Linked DNA regions of Homo sapiens: all the other regions are linked to region 2. The links are chromatin contacts, found by Hi-C or POLR2A ChIA-PET in ENCODE. All regions are on one chromosome and are shown on one strand. Each heading gives the region's core, a stretch centred on a gene start or an enhancer-like site at or near the end of the contact. The rest is flanking DNA. Distances are from core to core; before and after follow the strand shown. Region 1 holds the start of UBE2A (ubiquitin conjugating enzyme E2 A). Region 2 holds the start of LONRF3 (LON peptidase N-terminal domain and ring finger 3). Region 3 holds the start of UPF3B (UPF3B regulator of nonsense mediated mRNA decay).

Region 1 (2,777 bases), core at 269-2,768, 600 kb before region 2:
GGCAGGACACTGATCAAAAGGGTACATTAAGGCTAACTTCAATTGTGAAGCTGCTTTGAAATTACTCATCATAACGTCTTGATGAAAGCACACACTGCAAATTCACTTAAAAATAAGAAAGAATACTGTACTCAAATGAGGCATTTAAGACCATCTTAGAGCAGTGAGGCTGACAGGCATTCAATGTCAGATTGTAGAAACCAGACAGTTGTACGCAAGGGATTCTCGCATCCACTCAACATCCAACACACATCTACCAAGCACCTGCTGAACACAACTCCTGCCCTTGGGGTAGAATTCTGAACCAGATGGTCTCTGGGGTCTCTGCTGCCTATCAGCAACTGGTTGGGTTTATACTAATTCAGTGATGGAGGGCTGAATTTAGCAGAATTACAGCCCAAGCCTCAAAAATCCTTAATACCAGTGCTATGATTGCTCCTTTTAAAAAGTGACTGCCTTACACAGATTTTTTTTTTAAGAAAGCAAGAAGAAAGGTGCAGTTCTAGTCAAGCATACAATATCCAGAACCACCAGCCACACACTGCATTCCACTCAAGCCTTTAGCAGACAGAGGCTAGGCAGAGGCAGGTTCCTAAGCAGGAGACACTTCCAGGATGACTGGGAACCCTTTCCCCAGATGACCAGGCTCCTGAAAAGTGGGTAAAGAAACTCTCTCTTACCATCCTCAAACGGGGTCCCTTCAGGCCTGCAACACAGAGAAAAATGGTCAGTTCCCACTTAAGGGGCCCCCTTCTCCCTGCTTCATCTGAGATGGCTATCCCGAGCTCTGCCATCTCCAGCACCGCTACCGGGGTCGGAAGCCACTACAAATGGATGTCCCGGGCTCAGAGACACAGGGCAAGCCGCCGCGCCTAACCGCCACCACTCCCCGCCCCGCCCCCCTAGAACCCCAAGCGGTTCCCCCTGGCAGCGGGAACTGAGCTAATCGAGGCACAGGCTCCGGGGAGGCGCCTAGGCCCAGCCAGACCCAAACATTTTCCCCTACCCGCTCGGCCTCCGCGGGGGGCCCGCCCCGGAGCGCAGACCGAAGCTGCTCGCGTCCCCAGTTTTCTCGCCACCGCCACGAACGCAGACTCACCCGAAAATGACCGCGTTCCACACCATTATGTTGTTCTCGGACGGAGCCCCGCTGACTCCGGCTGGAGGATCCTCCTGCAACCTTCGGGAAGACAGACAGGGGTCCCCCTAGGCCGGCACTGGCGCCCGCTCCCGGCCGCTCCCCAGCCCTCCCCGCCCGGCGCGCCTCGGGACCCGCCCTGTGCCCCAGCTCGCAACCCCCGGCCTCGGCCGTCCCCTCGGTTTACCTCTTGAAGTCCCGCATGAGGCGCCGCCGAGCCGGGGTGGACATGTCGCGAGCGGGGTCAGGGGTGGGGCATACACTGGGGTCTCGGGTTCCCGCGGCGGGCGAGGAGGCCGAAGAGGCTGGAGAAGCAGGAGAAGGGGAGGCGGAAGCACCCAGAGGAACCGCGCTGCCTCTCCGAAGTCGAGGGTCGGTCTGGCGCCGGCTAAGCACCACCCCAGTGTAGACGGGGGCTGAACCAACCTGAGAGCAGAGAGAGGGGGGTGGAACGTCGAGCGCCGGACAGGCCGTACCAAGACGGGGCGGGGGGTGCGCGAGGAAAGTTGCTTATGTCATTAAAGCCCCACGGGAGGCCCGGGGCGGGGCCGCGAGCGCAGAGGCGTAGGGTACGCCGGAGCCCCGGGCGCTGGAGGAGCTCGTGGTGGAACGGGGTCCATCCCCACCTGCTAATTCTAAGGCAAACCCTGGGAAGTTTTCGGCTTTTTTTCTTTTTCTCTTTTTTTCTTTTTCTATTCGTTTTTGTTTGTTTTGTGACCAGATCATTCATGAAAGCGCGCACTATGCCCGGGGAGGAGAGGGGAGAAGTTTGGAAGTCCCAAACTAGAGGACGAAGGAGTGGGCGGAGGTAAAACCGGTTCTCAAAAAGCGGCAACTCTAGGGTGCACAACCCCTTCGGACACCGGAGACTGGGGTCGGAGGGGTGGGGAGAGGAGTGATTGGTTAAAATCACGGAAAATCAAAAGAATAAATCGGCCTTGACTATGACGGGGGGGCGGGGCGGGGCTGTGGGATTGAATGCAGGATTGGGCGCTCAACGTTTAGGCCAATGATCACCCCAGGGCAGAATGAAATAGTGTTGTATGTCCTGTGGGAGGGAATGGGAGCTTAAGGCAGGCGGAGTAGGGTTTTGTTTTGTTCTGTTTTGTTTTGGGCACTCACAATTTGGCTCTGGAACCACATTTCCCCTTGGTAGTTCAACAAGCCAAGCGGCTATTTATGTTCAGAAGAGTCCAAGATATGAGACTATCCGACTGCAGGGAGTTGCAAGGACAGTGGGTCTGAAGTAAAAGGAACGTGGAAAAGCTGCAGGTTGCAGGAAGAGTCACAGTCCGTGGACCTGCAAAAGCAATAACAGTTTTAAAGGATAATTTTTAAAGGTCAACCCAAAATAACTTAGAAGATAGGCATAATACACATTTAAAAATTATTGAAAATAGGAGAAAGGTAGATTTGGGTTAAGTCATCAAGAGTTTTGAATGCCAAGCTAATGGATTCCTTGGAAGTCCATTGAGCAGGGAAGTGACATCATTAGAGCTGTCCTTATCAGAGATTGGTCTCAAGAGAGCAGGCAGGAGACTCTTGCAGTATCTAGGTGCGAGATACTGAAGCAGGCAGTGACAATAAAGGCGAGGATATGAATGAATGGGGAGGACTTGGCAACAGGCTGAATATGGGG
Region 2 (2,700 bases), core at 107-2,606:
AGAGACAGTGACACCGAAAAAGAAAGAAACAGTGACAAAGATACGAAGAGACGGAGAAAAAGAACCAGAAGCAAGGAGACACAGACAGGAACGGGGACTGAGAGACAGGAACACAAAAGCTAACAGAAGTAGCAGGAAAAGACAAAAAGCAACCGAGATCAACACAAACACAGTGAAACACAGATAAGCAGTGAAAACAGAACAAACTCAGAGACCCAGCCCCAGAATCACCCCTCCCCCACCCCGCCACAGTCCATGGGTCCCCCGCCCCCTCTTCTGCCCTGGTCCAAATCCCTTCTCGCTGCGGGGTTTGTTCTCCCGCTCCCTCATGTAGCCACCGAGCCCCAGCCCCGGCCCGGCAGCGCGTTGGACTCACCCAACTTAACTGCCTCGTTGTACTTGAGCAGTGCCGCCTCCACCTGGCGCTCGCGGTACAGTCGGTTGCCCTCGTGCCGGAGTTGCGACGCTCGCGCTGGGCCTGGAAACAACTTGCCGAGGAGGCCGCTGAGCACCACGTTGACTCGCAGCGGCGGCGGCGGCTGCTGCCCAGCCCGCCGGGCTCCACGCGCCCGCCCAGTGGCCACCATCAAGGCGGAGAGCTTGACCCCGCACAGCGCACAGCGCCGGTCGGCGGCCCGCCCACGTTCCAGGCACAGTTTACAAAAGGTGTGGCCACACGACAAGGACACGGGGTCTGATAGAAACCCATGACATTTCCGGCACTTAAAGCCGTCCCACACCTCGGTGGCCGCCGCAGCCGCGGCGGCCCCCGTCTCTTCCGCCGCCACGGTGCCGCTTGCAGTGCTACCCTCGTCCGGGGGCGCCGGCGCCAGCGCCTCGCCTTGCGGGACTTTCTCCGCCAGGCAGCGCACCAGCTGCTCCAGCTGCTCAGCCACCAGCTGCTGCCGCTCGGAGAGCTGTCTATACACCTCGAGGGCTTCACGGATTCGCCCCCGGGACGCCAAGGCGTCTGCCTGCGTGAGCAGGACTTTGCTCTCCGGCGTTGAGGTCCCCGGAGACTGCTCTTGCTCTGGCTCCCGCGTCGGTAGAGGTGCGGGGCCCTCTGCAGCCACCTTTGGGTGGGGGCCCATGTCTACTTGGGCCGCTGATGCCCCTCGCTCCGCCGACTCCAAGTTGTCGCTGCTGACCTCAGCGGGCAAGCTCAGCATCTGTTCGATCCGTACTGACTCCATGGGAAGAGGGACACGGGAGGAGACGAGGCGTCTAGGGACCGGGGACACGAAGCAAGGAGTGGCAGCTGGAGGAAATCGGGGCAGCCACCGCCGCCATGCCACCGAGCTCCTGACCCTGCCGCGCCTCCGGGAGCTCCATGCCGGCCGCCCCGCGCCGCCTAATAACTGTCTTGTCTCAGCAAAGTGTTATATAAAACGGTACCACGTGACGTGCCGCCACGCTGTTCATTGGCCGGCGGCGGGGAAATTGTTACAAAACCAGACAGTTTTGTAACAGTGTTGCTCTTGCTTCTTTGGGCTTCGCTTTTCTTGGCTTCTTTTTGAGGTTGTTTGTGTTTACACTTCGCCTTATTCCTCCTCACCACCTGGTTCTTTTTCGGAAGTGGGGTTGTGGGGTGGGGAGAAACTCAGTGTCTTCTCTTGGGCTTCTCAGTCTCCAAACCCCACTCCATCCCACCTCCAAACGGGCCAGCAAACAGGTCCCCTCTGCCAGCCGCTGACCAGCGGCCCCCCACTCCTCCCAGGAGAGGCTGGTACCTCGAGGTGCACAGTCCGCAGGGTCTTCCGGGACGCCTAAGACTCTCCCTCTTGGGGGAGATGGCTGCTGTCAGGGAAAGGAAGCAGGTTGGGAGGGGTATCCGTGAAGCCCCCCCACACACACACAACCCAGTCCCAGCCCGAGAGCCCTGGGAGCCCCGCCTGGGTTCCTTGCCTTCTCCCAGGAGCCTCCCAAAGGTGGTGAATTCGGTTTCTGAGGGTGCTTGGTGTTCTGTGCCAAGAGTGACTCAGAGCAGCGGGTCCCACCGGCGCAGAAGTTGGGCAGCGCTCGCTGGACAGTGAGGAACTCGCGGAGAAGATGCGCTTGCCGGCTCAGCCCTGGGAGGGAGATGCCCCGCTAACTCCCCTCTTTACCTCTCTACCCCCAACGCCAGAACTAGCGCTGGGGCAGGCGGTAGGCGCCCAGCTGGAGACACACCAGGCCGGCCCCTGGAGCCACTGGCCGGATGGGCGCGGCAGGGATGTACCCGGCCTGCTGGGGTCGGTGGGTACTCTGGGGGCGTGGGAGAGTGGCAGGGGGAAGACGCGAGCTGAGAGCGCTATTCAGGAGAAAGTCCGCGAATCCCGGCACAGCCCAGTGGCAGACCGAATAGCCTCCAGGTTTGTCGCTCCTGAGCGCTGCGCGGGAAGGGTACAACTGGGCACGAGCCTCAGCGCCTGGTTTACAATGGCTAGGGGGCCTCGACGGTGTCCTACACACTTCCTGAAGGCGAGCGGGGTGGCCAACTGCACACTCTTTGTCTGCCTTGAACCCCCACATTTAGGACGGGAACCAAGCTCACAAATGAGCAGACAGAAAACGGTATAGTCGCACTGCTCCAAGCAGGGAGGCAGGGACTAGGCTTGCCGCTGGCTCAGTTGGCCTTCAGAGCCTGCGGGCTCTTGGGCAGTGCCAGGTTGCCGCCCCAGGGGCCTGAAGACCTATTGTTGCCCCCTGCTGCAGCCACCT
Region 3 (2,700 bases), core at 201-2,700, 880 kb before region 2:
AGCCTCCCAAATAGCTGGGACTACAGGCGCCTGCCACCATGCCCAGATAATTTTTGTATTTTAGTAGAGACAGGGTTTCACCAAGTTGGCCAGGCTGGTGTCGAACTCCTGATCTCAGGTGATCCGCCGGCCTCGGCCTCTCAAAGTGCTGGGATTACAGGAATGTGCCACCACGCCCTGCTAATTTTTTTTGTTTTTAGTAGAGACAGGGTTTCGCCAAGTTAGCCAGGCTGGTCTCGAACTCCTGACCTCAGGTGATCCACCCACCTTGGCCTCCTAAAGTGCTGGGATTACAGGCGTGAGCCACCACGCCTGGCCGACTGATCTGCTTTCTATCACTGTGGTTTTATTTTTCTAAAATTTCATATAAATGGAATTGTACAACATGTACTCTGTGTCTAGATTCTGTCACTCAACATAATCACTGTTAGATTCACATTTGGATTGTTTCCAGTTTGGAGTTATTATAAATAATGTAAAATTGGCCCTTTTTAAGTGAAGATGGTGATCGCAACTAAATCAAGTTGGGTTTTATTTTTATTCCCCTCCCTGTGGGACATCAGTACCTGGGGAGAAGGATCCTTTTGCTAAAATAAGGTGATGAAAACAAATCTTGTATATTTTAGTCATATTACTCCTTTAAATATCAGTATCTTGTGTTTATTTATTATTATCCTTCTTTTTTATATACAGGGTCTCGCTCTGTCGCCCAAGCTGGAGTGCAGCGGCGCGATCATGGCTCACTGCAGCCTCGAATTCCTGGGCTCAAGATCCTCTCTTCTCAACCTTCCCGAGCAGCTGGGACTACAGGCGTGCGCCACTGAACTCGGCTAATATTGTAGTATTTACTAAGTATCTGTAAATCCTAATCAATATAAGGAAAATAAAGTTTTTTAAATGTTAGGCTTTTTCTTTTAGTTGTAGGAAAATAAATGCTAAAGCCTCTGAATTCAATGATAAAAAATACAAGTCGCTCCCCTAGTGAGGCAAAATTTGGACGGCATTGAGTTTATCTGATGGAAACTAAGCGTGAAGAACCTATCTTTCGACCTGGAAAACTCTGAAGATGAAAGGATTCGATTTACTCACAAACAGGGACCCTGAGATAGCTCTGGCCCCTGAACGCCCAACAAAAGCGGGTAGCTGCTTTGTATGCCGGGATTTGTAGTCCCCGACAGAGTCACTTCAAGATGGCGGAATTGCTAATGACGCGCGAAGGGGCGGGCCCCGAGGGAGTCTGGGCCGCGAGGGGATTGGGTGGCGCAGGAACTTGGCGGGCGGGAAGTAAAAACCAGGTGTTAAAACCTTTGCACTGGGAAAGGCCCAAGTCTCGCGAGAGCTTGGCAGGACCCAATGGAACGTGGGGCCCGACTTATCACAAGGGGCATTTGTTGGGGGCGGAGCTTTGACGGGAGCTTCCCGGGAGCCGTTTGTGCCCGGGGTAACCCCGTTCCGGCCAAGCCGCTTCAGCGGGGGACGTAGCCATGAAGGAAGAGAAGGAGCACAGGCCTAAGGAGAAGCGAGTAACCCTGTTAACCCCCGCCGGGGCCACAGGCAGCGGTGGTGGGACCTCGGGGGACAGCTCCAAGGGGGAAGATAAGCAGGATCGCAACAAGGAGAAGAAAGAAGCGCTGAGCAAGGTGCCCGGTCGGCCGCTGGCCCGGGAGAGGGCGGGACGAGTCCGCAGCGCGGGGAGGATGGCTGGGAATGGGGCTGCCCCCTTTCTTTCTCAGGTTCTCCTTCTATCTCTTCGCCTGAATGGAAGTCGCATCATCCTGGTTCATCCATTCACCCGAAATGGGGAGAGCCCCTCCCGGCCAAATCCTGGGTGGGGGTGAGGAAAAGAGGGGACTCCCCAAACGGGAAGGGTTTAGGTCAGAGCTGTGAGATGATAATGGGAGGGAAGAGCGACGGTATAAAGAATGAGGAACTAAAGGTGTAATTGGGGAGAAATATTAAATAGTGAAGGAGACATGAGGGATGGGAATATTATTCATGGAGGCGAGTTGGGGGAGAGTGCAGGGTGATTAATGGTACAGGAGGGTAGATCGAGAGCATCCTATTTTGAGAGCAATGGGTAGATTTTTTGTATTCGTTAGAGTTTTGAATTCTTAAGTTCAATGGGCAAGGATTTTGTTTTAAGATGTGTTGGACGTGGGAGAAACTTGTTGCTAAATCAAGATTTCGTGGCACCCACAAAGACCAGCGTTGGCTTACTAAGTTATTGCCACTAGATCTGTTAAAAAATGGGTGATCGAAAATGATGCACAAACCTGGTAAACTGCAGGGCTGCTGTAAAGAGCAAAACCTGCGATTTTTCCTTGCTCCAGGTGGTTCTCATTTCCAAGGGTTTTTTTAAACCGCGTTACTATTATGTTTGACTAATTCTGAGCATTGGGCTGCAGAAGAATATTTTCTCCTGGGTTTTTACAAGTGATCTCATATTTTAAAGCCCAGCCTTCTTCAGGAACTGTGATTCTTTCAGGTATGACAGAAAACTGATTTGTACTAATTTTATTTTCCTTATGCATTTCTTAAGGTGGTAATTCGAAGATTACCTCCCACTTTGACCAAGGAGCAGCTTCAGGAACATCTTCAACCTATGCCTGAGCATGATTATTTTGAGTTTTTTTCTAATGATACGAGGTAAAAAAAAAAAAAAAAGGAAAGGGGTAAATGAAAAAGGTTTCTTTCATTCTT

What was found. A loop is a pair of places that touch in the nucleus more often than their neighbours do. ChIA-PET counts read pairs that join two places held with the same protein, here RNA polymerase II (POLR2A). Pooled maps may share reads with other maps.
Region 1: a map of CD4-positive, alpha-beta memory T cell shows a loop between it and region 2 (8-fold over the local background). The contact joins the promoter of UBE2A here to the promoter of LONRF3 in region 2. A Hi-C loop is called at or near these places in 1 of 168 maps with a recorded cell type or tissue (CD4-positive, alpha-beta memory T cell) and 4 of 50 pooled maps. POLR2A ChIA-PET finds 5 or more read pairs at or near these places in 2 of 52 experiments (T-cell and activated naive CD4-positive, alpha-beta T cell).
Region 3: a loop to region 2 is called in a pooled map, with 6 times the contacts of the local background. The contact joins the promoter of UPF3B here to the promoter of LONRF3 in region 2. A Hi-C loop is called at or near these places in 4 of 50 pooled maps. POLR2A ChIA-PET finds 5 or more read pairs at or near these places in 2 of 52 experiments (A673 and activated T-cell).

What each region holds. Positions count from the first base shown.
Region 1 is chrX:119,573,304-119,576,080 of GRCh38, reverse strand. UBE2A (ubiquitin conjugating enzyme E2 A) reads right to left here and starts at 1,518. Exons shown (of 6, transcript NM_003336.4): 1 at 1,326-1,518; 2 at 1,100-1,180; 3 at 681-706. The coding sequence starts at 1,369. It overlaps LOC124905208 (a long non-coding RNA gene), which reads left to right and starts at 1,586. Exons shown (of 2, transcript XR_007068307.1): 1 at 1,586-1,946. RefSeq lists enhancers at 745-1,245, 1,246-1,746 and a silencer at 1,118-1,287.
Region 2 is chrX:118,973,274-118,975,973 of GRCh38, reverse strand. It overlaps LONRF3 (LON peptidase N-terminal domain and ring finger 3), which reads right to left and starts at 1,356. Exons shown (of 11, transcript NM_001031855.3): 1 at 377-1,356. The coding sequence starts at 1,193.
Region 3 is chrX:119,851,713-119,854,412 of GRCh38, reverse strand. UPF3B (UPF3B regulator of nonsense mediated mRNA decay) reads left to right here and starts at 1,450. Exons shown (of 11, transcript NM_080632.3): 1 at 1,450-1,640; 2 at 2,540-2,646. The coding sequence starts at 1,485. RefSeq lists an enhancer at 1,416-1,475.